Linked DNA regions of Homo sapiens: region 1 is linked to region 2. A link is a loop called in an ENCODE intact Hi-C map of the cell type or tissue named here. Cell type or tissue: ascending aorta. All regions are shown on one strand. Each heading gives the region's core, and the rest is flanking DNA. Links, peaks and the distances in the headings are about the cores only.

What was found. Peaks named below come from ENCODE experiments on the same cell type or tissue, not always from the same donor. Only the 100,000 strongest peaks of a DNase experiment are listed, where the experiment ranks them.
Region 1: a loop joins it to region 2, with 5 times the contacts of the local background. A loop is called at or near these places in 10 of 110 quality-filtered maps.

Annotation. Positions count from the first base shown.
Region 1 is chr2:31,289,816-31,297,565 of GRCh38, reverse strand. It overlaps the pseudogene RPL21P70. Among named protein-coding and RNA genes, the nearest start is that of EHD3, 60 kb to the right of the region's middle. In ascending aorta, for the core only: no CTCF peak of the experiment used is centred there; no DNase peak of the experiment used is centred there; H3K27ac peaks cover 2,193 bases.
Region 2 is chr2:31,235,794-31,243,543 of GRCh38, reverse strand. The region is part of intron 1 of EHD3 (EH domain containing 3); the gene reads right to left. Among named protein-coding and RNA genes, the nearest start is that of EHD3, 5.5 kb to the right of the region's middle. In ascending aorta, for the core only: no CTCF peak of the experiment used is centred there; DNase peaks (open chromatin) are centred at 2,813 and 3,493; H3K4me3 peaks cover 1,245 bases; H3K27ac peaks cover 2,500 bases.

The DNA of each region.
Region 1 (7,750 bases), core at 1,704-4,203, 54 kb before region 2:
ACTGACAATTCCACCAGGTTGCACCACAGGGGAAGAGGTGATTCTCCAAATAAAAATCAGGGAGCTATTAATAGGAGAAAGGGGGAATAGATTCTGGGAGGCCCCCAAACTGTCCACCAAAAATGTACTCTTTGAGCTGCTCATGCAGAAGCAAGCACAGATTGGGACTCCCGAGCCAATGGCTCTGGGGCTACCCTCAAGCTGAGCGCAACTTGGAATGACTAGGGATTTGGGGTGCAGTTTGGAGCCTGCTACCTGCATGCCGGTGCAAGGTGCTTCCGTTAAACACCATGCACAATGTGTGTGATCCAAGATCTCAGGCTTGAGAAATCTGAACCAAACTGCATCTGGCTACTAAAAATATCCAGGCTCCAGGGAGGCAGCAGAGAGAACTTTTCCAAAGCCAGCTGAGGCCTTCGATGTATGTAGGAAATTATTAATCATGCCCTGTGATTCTTCTTGGTATGAGCTGGCTTCACACTTTAAAAATAAATAAATATGAACCGAGGCCCATCCAACCCCTCCTTTCTTTAACTATCCATCTCGGAAATAGTTGGTAACCCCCACTGCCCATGCCCCCTGGGTGTAGGCTGCCCTGCTCCCTGGAAAACAGGAATTTCTTATCAGATCAACAGGAAATTCTATTTTTACTTGATGTTAGAATTAAAAATATCACAGGGAGAGAGAGAGACCTCTCGTATCCAAGCCTTGCACTAAATTTATCCCCCAACTGAGGAGCTCTCCTTCCAAATAGTTGCTCCCAGGGTTCTCTCCCTCCGAGACTGGCCCCAGATGGCAAGAGAGACAAAGATCTTTGACACGCCAACTTGGTTTTCTTTCTAACCCCAGGTCACAGTATTGCTGTGGAGACCACCTAGGGAACTTGTAGAATGCTTCACGGCAAGTCACAGTTGAGCCTAGACAGTGGCTCCAGAGGCATTCACTAAGAAGCAGAGACAGCTCAGGTTAGAAGCACTGTAACACTCACTAAGAGCCCTGGCTAAAAGTGGTGCCTAAGTTGAGTGACTCCATTTTCAAAAGCAAGCAAGAAGAGTGAAGCAAAGTTTACTGATGCCAGACTGTGTGTTAGGTACTTACTAGCATGGGTCAGGCCATTCAATCTTTCCAGCAGCCCCCAAATAGAAGTAACAGCAGCAGCTGCTGCATCTTTCCAGTTTACAGAGGAGAAAGCACAGGCTGAAGAAGGTTTCTGGGATTAGAATTAGAACTGGGTCAACTTGATTCCAGAGCTCATGCTCTTTTCTCTTTACCATCAGTATTTTTTTCAACATCTTGAGGCAGGTCAGAAGCTAAGCTAATGAATCCAGCAGCTGCTAGTGTAGGCACTACCAGCTGGATGACTGGCAGCCTCCAGGACTCCTTTCTCCTGTAAGAAGCATCTATCCAGAAGGGCAGCTGATTTCACAGAGTTGTAATCATAGCACAAATAACTACCCTACTTAGAGAACTACAAGAAATTCCTCAATGCCCAGTTTGCTTAACTTGCAAGTTGTATGACTCTTTCTTGTAACCCTGCTAATATATCCTTAGCTTCTTGTCTGAGATGTGTGTAAACCAGTTAAATAGGAGAGTTATCTGACCTCCCTTGCAGGATATGTGACAGGGGTTTGGCTCATCTGTCACCACCTCTGCTCAAACCCCTTATGGGAAGGGGAGCACACAGATGGACAGGTGCAGGAGCCAGGGTGCTAGGCTCTGGCCCCATGGCAGTGTCCAGGGGTGGGAGCCTGTGACTCCTAGAGCCCAAGTGGGCATGTGTTACAGTGTGCTCTTTTAGCCTTCCCATCTGTGGATTGCTTAAGTGTTAACAAGCTCACTGGACCCTCTGGTTTTTTTTGCAAGGGCAGAGGGCCAGTGTGACAGCTTTCTGTATCCCAAGCTCTTGTCCAGCATCCTGGAAGAATCGGGTTACACACGGACTTGAAGGATAGTGAACGCAGGGGTTTTGGTGGGTGGTGGAGGTGGATCTCAGCAGGATGGATGCAGAGCTGAAAAGGGGATGGAGTGGGAAGATGATCTTCCCCTGGAGTTTGGCCATCCAGCGGCTGATACTCTGACCATCCTTAGTGGAACTCCTCCTGACGTTCCTTCTCTTCTGTCCTTCTCTGCTGCTCTTCTGCTCTTCTGTTCATCTGCTTGTCTGCTCGTCTGCTTCTGGAGCCTGGGGTCTGGGGTTTATATGAGTACAGGATAGGGGGCTTGGCAGGTGAAAAGGCAAGTTTTTGGGTGCAAAACCAGGAATGCCTGTTCCCATTTAGGGCCATGGGTATCCAGGCTTGAGGCTGAGGATTTTGACGCTCTTCTACTCAGTATTTCCCTGTCTCCTGTCCATATCACCAGCACCTTATTTACTTACTGAGTGTTTTGTATTGTTTATTTTCTTTTAATGGTGCAACTAAAAGAGTATTGCAGGATATCTGGGCTTTAACCCTGGCTCTGAAGCTGAGACTTTATGAAATTAACTTCTCATCTCAGGGCCTCAGTTTTCTCATCTGTACTAATAACAAGCTGAGTCCTCATATGGCAAAAAGTGGGGCTAGAGATCTCTCTGGGTCCCCTTTTATAAGGGCATTAATCTCGTTCATGAGGGCTCTGCCCTCATGACCTAATTACCTCCCAAAGGCCCTACCTCCAAATACTACCATATTGGGGATTAGCATTTCAACAGAAGATTTTTTGGGAGACACATTTAGTCCATAACAGCACCTATTATAAATGCCACAGACCCCTGACCTCTCTGCCACCAATAAAAGGAAGAGGGTGCCCACCTTCTGAGATCCTTCCTGCTGTGGGGTTGATCATCCCTTTAAGGAAGCCAGGTATTTGGCTAATGGCTGAGAGGCAGCTTCAACTTTTGGCACCATGTCCAGGAGTGAGAGATGGCCTGTCACATTTTAAAACTTTGATGTATTTGTTAACTTCCAAAGAATTGGTCTATTCATGCAGAAGCAGTATAAGGAAAGGAGATCAAAAGACAAAAAAAGGAATTGGAGCATGTCATAGACAGAAACCCAGTGACTCAGGTCGAAAGGCTGACAGCTCTCAGAATACTCAAGAATTGGGGCCAGATAAAAACCAAAAAGCTAACACACTCTCAAACAAGCTCACACCTCTCATTGTAAGGGTACACTGTATTGCCAAAGGCAAGGTACTTGTGGAGCCAGTTAAGGACTCTGAATGCTAATTGCATGGATAACAGCTAAAGCCAGGGCCTGGATAGATGAGTCAAGTATGAACTCAGATGCCTGAGAGCAACAGAAGGAGGAACTTGGAGGTATGAAAGTTGGTTCAAGAGTGGGTCACTGTACTCAATCTGGCCTTTGCCTCCCCTGTAGAAGGCAGTATAATATCCCATGAGAAAGATGGCATATTGAAACCTCCTTTGCAAAAATTATAACAGAAAATTCTGGCATTGTGGGGGAGATCTGATCTAGCCAATCCTCTTCTTGCCTTTAGCCTTCCAGCTGCCAAGCTAGCTTTGGGAGACATGTAGGTTGTAGTTTTAATGATAATAGCCCTTCCACAAACCTCAACTGCCTTAGTAAAGCTAATGAGAGACCACTAGGCTAAGAGGAAGAGAGGAGCCTGAATTTTGCTAAGGTATAGACATAAACAATTGCCAGCCATTATTTAACAAGTTACAAGATATGCCACTTTCCAAATTACTCCTACAGATGACATCTCCTTTGTGGAACCTAAGATTGGCCTTTCAAGATACGTTTTCAGGTGTTTTGCATGTCTCACATCCATAGCTCCACTTGGACCCACTGATCAATGGCTCCTGTGGCATCATGTAGAAGTGAATCAGCACACAGAAGGACAATTTTCCACACCCCTATGATTGCACCCCAACCGATCAGCAGCAAACACCATTCCCTAACCACCCCCAGCCCTTCCCCCAAACTGTCTTTGAAAAACCCCTAACCTAGGAGCCTTCGATGAGATTGATTTGAATAATAACTCCATCTTCTGCATAGCGTGGCTGGCCTTGCATCAATTAAGCTCTTTCTCTACTGCAATGCCATGGTCTATTGTGTGCAGCAGGAAGGAAGAACCCACCAGGTGGTTACAGTGTGCCTATCAGACTGCTAGTTGATCATCTCTACACCATGAGTGCCTGGTATGCAAGGTACCATAATGAGTACTGGGGGAAGATCATGCATAGAGAAGGGTACATAGCAAGACAGCCTAGAAGAGATTTTTGTCCCACATTCTCGTTTTATAGAAGTGAGGAAACTGAGACCTGAGAGCAGGAGTGACTTACTCAGGATCACATAGCTCGGCAGTGGTAAGCAGGGCCAGGATCCGGGGCTCTTGTAGTTAGGTTCTTGCCTCAACAATCCTACAGAATGGTGAAACTCCCTTTGCAAAATTATAACTGAGGAAATCAAGACAGTGAAAGAAATCAGAACTAACTGACTCTATCTTGCTTCTCATCCTTAAGCTGTCCTTGTTCATTCCTGGATGTAGGCCGAACTAACTTTGGGAAGGAATTCAGTTATTAGTTTGACTCTGAAACAAAATTGATAACAGCCCTTTCCCAAAAAGACCCCCTTCTTGTCTCGGGCCCAAGAATGGCCCCCTTCTTGTCTTTGCTGGACTAACAAATTAGCTACAAGATTAGAAATTACAATTTAGGGGTCATGCAGCCTCTGGCTCCAGGAGTCTGAACCTCTCCAACTTGCTTCTGGGGGTAAACATCACAACCTAAGATCAGTGCTTGAGATATTTTGCAGATCCTGCACTTGATGGATCAGCTGACACCACCCAGACCAGTAATCTGGCTCAACCAGCTCTGTGATCCCATTCAGAAATCAGCAAGAAGAACTCACTTCGACCCCCTATGATGTTATCGTAAGCCTGACCAATCAGCACTCCACACTTTCCGAGCCCATACCAGCCAAATAATCTTTAAAAATTCTGATCCCCGAATACTCAGGGAGACTGATTTGAGTAATAATAAAAATCCAGTCTCCTGCCCAGCTGGCTCTGCATGAATTACTCTTTTGCCATTGTAATTCCCCTCTCTTGATACATCAGCTCTATCTAGGCAGCGGGCAAGGTGAACCCATTGGGCAGTTACAATGGTGTCATAAAAGAGGTGTGGGCCTGAATATTAGGAGAACCTGATTCTAGAATTAGGTCAGCTACTTACCATGTGACCTTGGGGACTTCATTTCACCTCCTTTAAGCCTCAGTTTTCCCATCTGTAAAACAGGGGATGGGACTAGATGGTCTCTTTGGTCTCATGTTTCAATAGTCAGGATAGGCTAGATTTTGCTGTGATAACAAAGAACCCCCAAATCTCAGTGGCTTAAGAAGCAAATCTTTTTTTTTATTTTTGTAAATTATTTATGATTTAGAAGGATTATCTTCAAATCAGTAGAAATATTTCATAAATAATATCTGGCCATTTTCTAACCAATTGAGGAATTTGTTGCATAATAAGCCACCTTACATCTTTCAGCAAGAAAAGCATTAAATCTGAATAGTAAAGACATTATAAGGCCAGATGCGATGGCTCATGCCTGTAATGCCAACACTTTGGGAGGCCAAAGCTGGCAGATCACTTGAGCTCAGGAGTTCAGCCTGGGCAACGTGGAGAGATCCCATCTCTACAGAAAAATAAAAATTTAGCCAGGCATGATGGTGCACACCTGCAGTCCCAGTAACTAGGGAGGCTGAGTAGGAGGATCACTTGAACATGGGAGGTCGAGGCTGCAGTAAGCCGTGATCACACCACTGTACCCCAGCCAGAGTCACAGAGCAAGACCTTGACTCAAAAAAAAAAAAAAAAAAAAAAAAAAAGACATTACACAATGAATTAGGACACGATAAAAATTTGCTTTAAACATTTCTTTGGGGGAGGGGACACCAACGCTTCTACTCAATGAAGAGAAACATTTTTACAGTCCAGAGGGGTTTAATTTTTTGCACCTATTATGCCATGAATCCATAAGAAAGAGGTTCTAGCAGCTCAGGCTCCTTCTCATTGGTTCTCACAAAGTGTGCTTCTCTAGTGGAGCAGGCTGGCACTTCAGCTGAATCCAGGTAACTTTCTCTTTGGCTTCCTTGTTTTTCTGACCATTTTTCTTCACATGCTTCAAGAAGCTATCTTGGCTCTCAGAGTGCTTAATGTGCTCAATATGCACATTGGTTCTCTTGGCAAGAATCTTGGCCTTAACTTGTTTATTTATAATAATGCCAACAACACGCTGGGTGGCATTGTAGGTTCTTCCAGTATTGCCATGGTAACACTTGTAGGGCCTTCCTTTCTGAACAGTACCCATTTCCTTGATGTCTATAATATGGCCTTTCTTATAGATTTGCTTGTATGTGGCCAAAGGAACAACTCTGTTTTCTCTTTTTCTGAGATGGAGTTTCACTCTTGTTGCCCAGGCTGGAGTGCAATGGTGTGATCTTGGCTCACCGCAACCTCCATCTACCGGGTTCAAGTGATTTTCCTGCCTCAGCCTCCCGAGTAGCTGGGATTACAGGCATGCAGGCATGCGCCACCACGCCCAGCTAATTTTGTATTTTTAGTAGAGACGGGGTTTCTCCATGTTGGTCAGGCTAGCCTCAAACTCTCCACCTCAGGTGATTCGCCCACCTAGGCCTCCCAAAGTGCTGGAATTGCAGGCATGAGCTACCACACCCAGCCAACAGCTCTGTTTTCTAAAAGACCTAGAGAACATGTGTCGGGTGCCTCTCTTCTTTCCCTTTGTGTTCATTATTTTGGCAAATTACTGGAAGATGGCAGTTCCAGCCAACAGGGCAAAGGCCTCTTTTTCATTCACATCCTATGATCCTGTGGGTTGGCAGGACCCAGGCTGATGGAAGCTCAGCTTCCATCATGTATTTCATGCGGAAGAAAATATAATAAAGTGTATACTGGCCTTTAAAGCTTTTGGCCAGAAATGACATGTGTCACTTCCACATATATTTTGTTGACCAAAGCAAGTCACGAGGTCATCTACCATGCACCCAGAAGACCCTAGAAATAATTGACAACAATCCTGCCTCCCATATGGTGCAAAGAGCTATGTGGATCAGTGAGGGTGGGGGTGGGGGTGGTGGGAGACACTTGCCCCAGTGAACTTCATGGAAAGACTTCATAAAGGCTCCACTCTGAGAGGTGGAGATCAGAAAACACTGAATCTAGAAGGGGTGGCAGGAGCAGAAGCAGAAGTGCCACAAACGTCAAGAATGCAAACTTAATGGGGAACTGCCTAGTGCCTAGATGCGCTGAAGTACAAGTGCACTAGGGGAGAATAAGAAGCGAGACATCTGACACCAGGTCATGCAGGGCCTTAAAGGCAATCAAAGGCCTTGAAGGGGTGTTTAGCTTATTTGCATTTGCTAGGCCCTGAATTTTTTTTTTTTTTTTTTTTTTTGAGACGGAGTCTCCCTCTGTCATCCAGGCTGGAGTCCAGTAACTGATCTCGGCTCACTGTAACCTCTGCCCGCCAGGTTCAAGTGATTCTCCTGCCTCAGCCTCCCAAGTAGCTGGAACTACAGGTGTGCACCACCATGCCCGGCTAATTTTTGTACTTTTAGTAGAGACGGGGTTTCACAATGTCGCCCAGGCTTGACTCAAATTTCTGAGCTCAAGTTGTCCGCCTGCCTCAGCCTCCAAAAGCATTGGGATTACAAGCCTGAGCCACCGCACCTGACCAGGCCCTGAAATTTCTGAGCTGGTTTGTGAGCTTATCAAGCAGTGTGTGGGATG
Region 2 (7,750 bases), core at 1,995-4,494:
CAGAGGTCGCAGTGAGCCAAGATCACACCATTGCACTACAGCCTGGGCAACAAGAACGAAACTCTGTCTCAAAAAAAAAAAAAGAAAGAAAGAAAGAAAGAAAGAAAGAAAGAAAGAAAGAAAAATGAATCTCCATCCTATCCTACCCTCTAGTATCTGTATTTTGTATCCTGTATTCTTCCAGAAATGTCCCATGCACACAAGTACTATGTTATTAAGTGTTCATGCAGATCTACACATTTATGATCTTATTTATTTATCTTGCTGACATGGAGTGTCATTCCGTCGCCCAGGCTGGAGTGTAGTGGCGTGTTCTTAGCTCACCACAACCTCCACCTCCCAGGTTCAAGTGAGACTCCTGCCTCAGCCTCTGAAGTAGCTGGAATTACAGGTGCCTGCCACCATGCCTGGCTAATTTTTTTGTATTTTTGTAAAGACGGGGCTTCCCCATATTGGCCAATCTGGTCTTGAGCTGCTGACGTCAGGTGATCCGCCTGCCTTGGCCTCTCAAAGTGCTGGGATTACAGGTGTGAGGCATTGTGCCTGACCTGATTTTATTTATTTATTTATTTATTTATTATTTGAGACGGAGTTTCACTCTTGTTGCCCAGGCTAGAGTGCAATGGCATGATCTCAGCTCACTGCAACCTCCGCCTCCCAGGTTCAAGTGATGCTTCTGCCTCAGCCTCCCGAGTAGCTGGGATTACAGGCAGCCGCCACCACGCCCGGCTAATTTTTTGTATTTTTAGTAGATACGGGGTTTCACCATGTTGGCCAGGCTGGTCTCGAACTCCCGACCTCAGGTGATCCACCTGCCTCGGCCTATCCCAAAGTGCTGGGATTACAGGCATGAGCCACCATACCCAGCCACCTGATCTTATTTTTTAGCATAGAAGCAACCTGCACACCTTTCATTCTATCTTTCTTGTCATTATCCATTTAATTCCAACTTTCAAAGAAGAGACTACATTCAAAATGCCTTGTATAGTACCTGGCAAAATAGGTATGTTCAGCAAATGAGTCCTCCCTTGTGCCCTTGGGTATTAGGCAATTTCATTACGAATGTAATAGTATATGGTGGGATTCCCAGATAAAGATTATAATTGTGCTATGTTTTTAAATGTGTTTGGTGTTTTACCTGCACTACCTAAACAGGTGTCAAAAAGTTACCTTCTATCTGTCAATGCCTTCCTTCTGTACCCAACACCCACACACACACCCCTCCCCACAACGTGTGCATGCTTTGTAACCATGAAGGATGTTGTAATGTGCACAGGTGGACTGCAGCAGCAGGCCTGGTCTGCACAGAGGGGTGGTGGCCAGGGAGGCTTGCCAGGGCTTCCTCCCACTCATCAACATCCCATTTGTGCCTTTGAGCAGCGTTCTGAGCTGTGAATTTACTCTGCAGTTCCATGGTAGTTAAAGTCAGGTTGCTGTGGGCTCCGTCCCCAAGGAGGAGCCTCGGCAGCCAGCCCTGGAGGAAGCTGCTGATCTGCTGAGAGTTGGAGCCCTCCTGTCCAAAGGCCACCCGCCACACAGGGCACAGATGGGTTTCAGGTTGTCTTGGGAAGCCCCTCATCTCTCCAGATCCCAGTTCAATAATCAGAGTGAGAGGGCAGGATTTCCCCTGGTCAGAGGATCACTTTGAAAGCTGGCACCGAGGTTGTGATGAGAGTGAATCCTAACAGCTGCACCCTTGGCTAGCACTTCCTGCCTTCTCAGAATACCTTCTCCTTCAGGGCCTCCTGGGAGAAGCTGTGAATCTCAGTGGCCTGGGGCCAGCCAACCTGCTTTCTCTAACATTGAGGGCTATGCTCTTCAGGGGGTACTTAACTCAGGGAACCTCAGTACCTCACTCCATAACATGGCGGGTAATCGTTCAGACTGACTGAGTACCTGCGATGTGCCGGACGTTGTTCTAAATTTTCCATGGATTATCTCGTTTCACCTTCCCACATACTATGATATCAGCACTATGCTCTTCCTCATCAAATGGACCTAATAAGAAAACCTATCTCACAGGGAGTTCTGGGGATTAAATTCATTGCAGAAGTTAAGCATTTAACCAGTACCTTAAATTACCTAGATTATCATTCCATTTGAAGGAGGAGGAGATAAAGGTGCCCCAGGTGATGCACTCAGTAAACAGTAACAGGGTTAGGATTTGAACCTGGCCCTTGGATTTGAGTTCACGCTCCTAACCACTACACTCACCTTTCCTGCCTTGACCAGGAAATGCAGCCATCTTTAGGGACAGGCCAAAAGGGTTGAGCTCCCTTTTAGAACGATGAATGGGACAAGAAGGCCACAAAGAAATATGGTTTGGCAGGAGGCAGGCAGGGCCAGGCCTTGGAGGAGAGGTGAGGCTTTGAGGCCCACAAACGCAGGAGTGTACTCATCTCTGTAAATATCAGCTGTGGGGTTCCCTGCTTGGCCTCAGTGACTGGGGTGTGGCATCCCAAAGCTGCTGCTATCATATGATCAGAGCAGGTCCCTGGCTCCATGGGCTCTAAAAGGACACTTTTGGATTTACAAACAGTCGGCCAAGATTACCCTTCACGAGAAAGATTCCACCCTGATTGGGAAACCCCATCTATCTTTGCCTGCCCAGGCACCTGACCTAGTGAGTGTGTGGATGAGAAGCCCTAAGCAGGGCTCTGCAAGGGAGCAGCAACAGTGGATTGCGGGAAGTAGGGATCATCAAAGGCTCCAGGGACAGCTGAAATAGAGAGGGCTGAAAAGAACCATTCTGAGGCAGCCTCAAAAATGCCCAGAATGAACAGGGCCAAACAGCAGCAATGAAGGATCCTTCTCACACAGGCGTCTCAAATTCTACCCCTGAGAGGGACGTGGTGTTCTCAGCAGATGAGTGAAGGCTTCCCAGCCTAGCAGGGTGGCTTCCGGGGAAGTTACAGGGCTGCAGCCCGAGGTGGTCAGGCAAGGGCCTAGAGTTTGTCCTGCTAAACCCACATGACCCAAAACTTGCTGACCACACATGGGTCTGGGGAAACACTGAGTCTAATGAGGCCACCAGCAAGTCCAGGCAGCACAGTCGGGTGGGGTAAATTCTCAGGGACATTTGGGTATGGCTTACAGCAGCAGGTGCCCCTGTAACAAAGCCACCACTGTGTCCAGAAAGGAAAAATCTATTGAGGAATCTCATGCACTGATTCTTTATGGGAAGCGATACAGATTGCCTCTGTTGCCAGGAGAAAACATTCCCACAGCAGTGTGAAAAAAGAAAAGTTAATTCAGGCCAGGGTGGGAACAGCAGAGACGGGGATGCACAAGAATGAGGGGAGACAGGACAGACTGAGTCCAGGATGATAATACTTGCCCTGTCGGCCTCATGGGGTTTGAGGGAGTCTGTAACGCATCCCACAGACACAAGCGAGAAAGTGGATGGGAGACTCTCCACGGCCAAGTTGAGGCATGAGTCAGCTCCGTGTTCCCTGGAGCAGCTATAATTGGCCCTGTCGAAAGCACCCTCAGCCATGTGATGAAGGGATTCCAGCACGAAGGAGAATCTGGTGGCCAGACAGTCCAGCCTCCTTGCGACAGGCCAGCCCGCCCAGGGCACTACCCGGCACCGTCCCCAGAGCTCAGCGACGTGCCCCTTCTCCAGCCCTCCCCTTCGTGCTGGAGAAGGGCCTTCCCGCACCTTCCTGAGAGCCTGCCTCTAAGTCTCCTGTTAGAGTCAGCTCGAGAGAGGAGAGGAAATGATAAAGCCCCATGCGCGGTGCCTGGAGCACAGCTGGTGCTAAACTGGTTCTGCCTCCCCCTCCCCACCCCGAATCCGGTCAGTAATGCTGTGAGGCGGTTATTACTATTCGCATCTTATGGATAAGGAAACTGCGGGTCAGAAAGGGGAGGTGGCCTGACCTCTGTCAGACCTTCCTAACCAGGTCCCTGGGCAGGAAGTGGTGGAGCTGGATTCTGCTGACTTGGACTGTGTTCCATGGCCTTCGTCCCACTGTCAATGGGAATGGGAGGGAGACCTTTCCCCAAAGGTCTTTCTCCTCCCAGTAAATGTTTTGCCTGATGACTGCCAGGCACCTGACTTTCAAGGCAGCCCCTAAGCCAGGCCGAGGCACGCGGACACAGTTCCTCTGGCCTAAGGCCTTCTGCTTCCTTGTGTAACACTTAGGCCTTGTAAGAAGCAGGTGGATTTTCACCCAGGCCCCTTTAGAGACCCAGCAGATCAGAACCCTATCAGACAAAGGACATCCCCTGGCCTTGGTGGGTGGACAGGGCTGAAGGTGGTGCAGGGGCTATGCCTGCCAGGATGGACTTTGCAGTGAGTGGGTCTACTGGGGTGGTGGCCCTCTCACTCTATCCCTTTGGCTTTCTGGAGAACCATCTTTCCCGGCGCAGTGGCGCTGTAATGCCTGGGGTGGGGATGTCAGGGTGGTGATGAGAGCTGGTGCGGCCACAGCAAATGCGAAGGCACCTTTGGGGTGGGAGGTTGCAGAGTCTCCTGAAGTGGGAGAAGCTGAAAGGGCCAGCTCAGTAGCCCTCACGATGGACTCCCATCCCAGCAGCCCTACCAAGTGCTCATGCCTCAAGAGTCCAAGTCACACGATAGAAGGTCCGTGCAACCCTCCAGACCAGCCCAGCCTCCCCAAGGAGCCCGGGGCAGCTTAGCTCTGCAGCCCCAGGCCCCACAGCCAATCCACTAGAGCCTCTCTCTCAGCTCTGCCAAGGTCCAGGGAGGCCTCCCTCATGGCCCATGGAAGTACTCAGGCCTTCCTCAGCCCCTGGAGCAGCCAGCTACTCACCTCCACTACCTGCAGAATAAGGGGCCACAGAAGTAGGCAGCGAGAAGGAGTGACCAGGGGCCAGATGGTCCAAGGAAGGAGGGATTCAAGGCTGCATGCCGGGCAGAGAAATAGCAAAGGGAGAAGAATAGCAGAGGCAGGAGGAAAGGCTGCCAGGGCCAGAGGGACACAGAGCTACTGTACTCCAAAGAGGCAGCCTGTGTTGGAGAGGGCAGCCGCCAAGCCAATTTACTGTTCATTTTATTACTCTGTGTTGCCGGGCCTTAGGCCGGGGAAGTTATTTCAGGCAGAGATCACAGCACATTAACTAGTTATTAAAAGAATGTCCTTTTCTGTGTGTTCTTCCTCAGACAAGAAATAGACGCTGTGGCAAGCACATATTACTGAAAGTGGATGGACCCTCAGGGGCAAAACGCCAAGAACTGGGGGAATAAAGAGGCAAATCTTTGTTTCTGAGGAAAAGGCCCCTCACAGGTTCAGGCCTGGCATGGAGACAAGAATCAAGGCAAGAAGCAGGGATGGGAGAAGGGAGAGGAGGAGGCCTTCTGAGACCTAGGCATGGACGCACTTATCCACCCCAGAGCAGCCTTACTCGCAATGGGGAAGGGATGCAGTGTCAACTCACCCTCTCGGAAAACAACTGCAAAATATGACTCTTAGTACAAAAATTTTAAAGTTAAAAAATATTTTAAACAAAACCCTGCCCAACCTTTGGCCTAGCAATTCCACTTCTGGGAATCTCAAAAAAACAAAAACAAAAACAAACAAAAAAAACACACACACACAATATAGGAAAAAATATTATACACAGAGATATTCAGAATTATTCTACAATAACAAAAAATTAGAAATAGCCTAAAACATCCAAGAGAAGTAGATTAAGTGAAGAATCGTATATACACACAATGGAATAGTATGCAGCTGTTAAAAACAATGCTATTCATTAGTTGAATGAATAATTGTATATACAAATAGTGAAATAGTATGCAGTTGTTAAAAATAATGCTGACAAATAACGCTTATAACATAGGAAATGTTCATGCTATAAGTAAGAAAAACTGGCCAGACGCAGTGGTTCACGTCTGTAATCCCCAGCACTTTGGGAGGCTGAGGTGGGTGGATCCCCTGAGGTCAGGAGTTCAAGACCAGTCTGCCTAACATGGCAAAACCCCATCTCTACTTAAAATACAAAAATTGGCCAGGCGTGTTGGCGGGTGCCCGTAACCCCAGCTACTTGGGAGGCTGAGGCAGGAGAACTGCTTGAACACAGGAGGCGGAGGTTGCACTGAGCCGAGATTGTGCCATTGTACTCCAGCCTGGGTGACACAGTGAGACTCCATCTCAAAAACAAAAACAAAAATAAACAAGCCAGCATACAAAATTATATGTATAGCATGATCTCAACTGTGCTATAAAATAGCTACAAATACTGGAAATATATTTATATATAAATTATATGCTTTATATATAAATATATTTTATATGTAAATTAAAATAGCTTCTCCTAAGTCATGGGATTATGGGTGACTTTTTTTCTTCTTTAAATTTATTCTTTTCTATATTTTCCAATTAAAAACAACTGTTTACTGGATTTTATGAGAAAGAAGAAAAGTACATGATTTGGTTCTGGAGGGTTCCCTGTGGTATGACCCCTCCTACAGCGCTGGCTGACACTCCCTCAAGGGGAGACAGCTTTTGACGCATGAGCTAAATTCAGTTGCTGACATGAGTGGGGAGAGGGAACTACTGCACATGGAGGATAAGAAAGAAGAGCGATCTGCCTCTCCCGGTCTTACTGTCTCCCTCAGATGAGGAATCATCTGTGGCAATTTGACTCTGCCACTTTCTTAGACCCAGTTAACAGCCAGTGATGACTTAGGCAAAGCCGGGAGAGTGTCTCAGACAAAAGGCGCTCAAACCTGTCTGCTGCTTGGGGATCCTCACCTCTCCCCATCTTCCCTCCCATTCTGCAAAATGTCTACTGGGAACCTCCTATAGCCGAGACCCTGGGCAAGGCCCCAGAGATGCTAAGGCATGGATGTTGTCTTGTCAATGATTGTACACCAGGAAGGAGAAGCTACAGATAATGTATGAAAGGTTATAAATACCATATGTGTAGAGAGCCAGGGAAGGCTGAGAGGGCAAGGGCCATCTGCAAATGGCCTGAACTTCCCCTGAGGCATGAATGGGCCAAGTGGAGGCCAGGGCTCACAAAGGAAACTCTGCAGGCAACCCAGGCAGCTCTGAAGTGCCTTTGGCAGCAATGGGTGCTTAATAAAACAAGAAGCATGGCTTAGATCAGGGGTTCCCACCCTAAAGTCCAAAGAAGGCCCTTGGACCCCCAACATTATATGCAAATTTGGGATGTACGTACATTTTTCTAAAGATAGAAAGTTAAGAAGCAATGGATTAGTTTAATCTCTAAGGCCTCTTGCAGTTCTATCAATATAAAACATACAAGAGCCAACAGGCCCATCACCTCCCAAACTCCTTCAGAAATCACTTGGCCTCTTAAAGCTGCTGAGCCCTAGGCTGTGCACTCCACAAGGACAAACTCAATGTGGTGTTGTGTTTAGACATGACCTATTAGCATGGTGCTACTTCCAGAAGGCTGGCGTTACAAGGTGGATGTTAGAGAAAATTAGTACCTAGAAAATTAGTAACTAGACTGTTAACTTTTCTGCACTCCTCACCAAACAAAGCACAGCATTTCACATGCTGTGGATGCTCAAACAGCCAAGGAATAGGAATAAGGGTACCCCTGCTTTCCAAACCCTCTGCAGGAGATGAGCACACTTGACTTTGGGGGGCCACCAAACTCCATTCTCAAGCTGTGGGAGCCTGAGTCTTAAGACAGAGGGCCACAGCATTCTCAACAATTTGGAATGGCTATAAAAGGGGCCAAGAAAATGGCTGGCCTTGAAGTTGGGAAGATTGAGGACTGGAGTGAAGCCTGTTCTCTAAAGATAAGA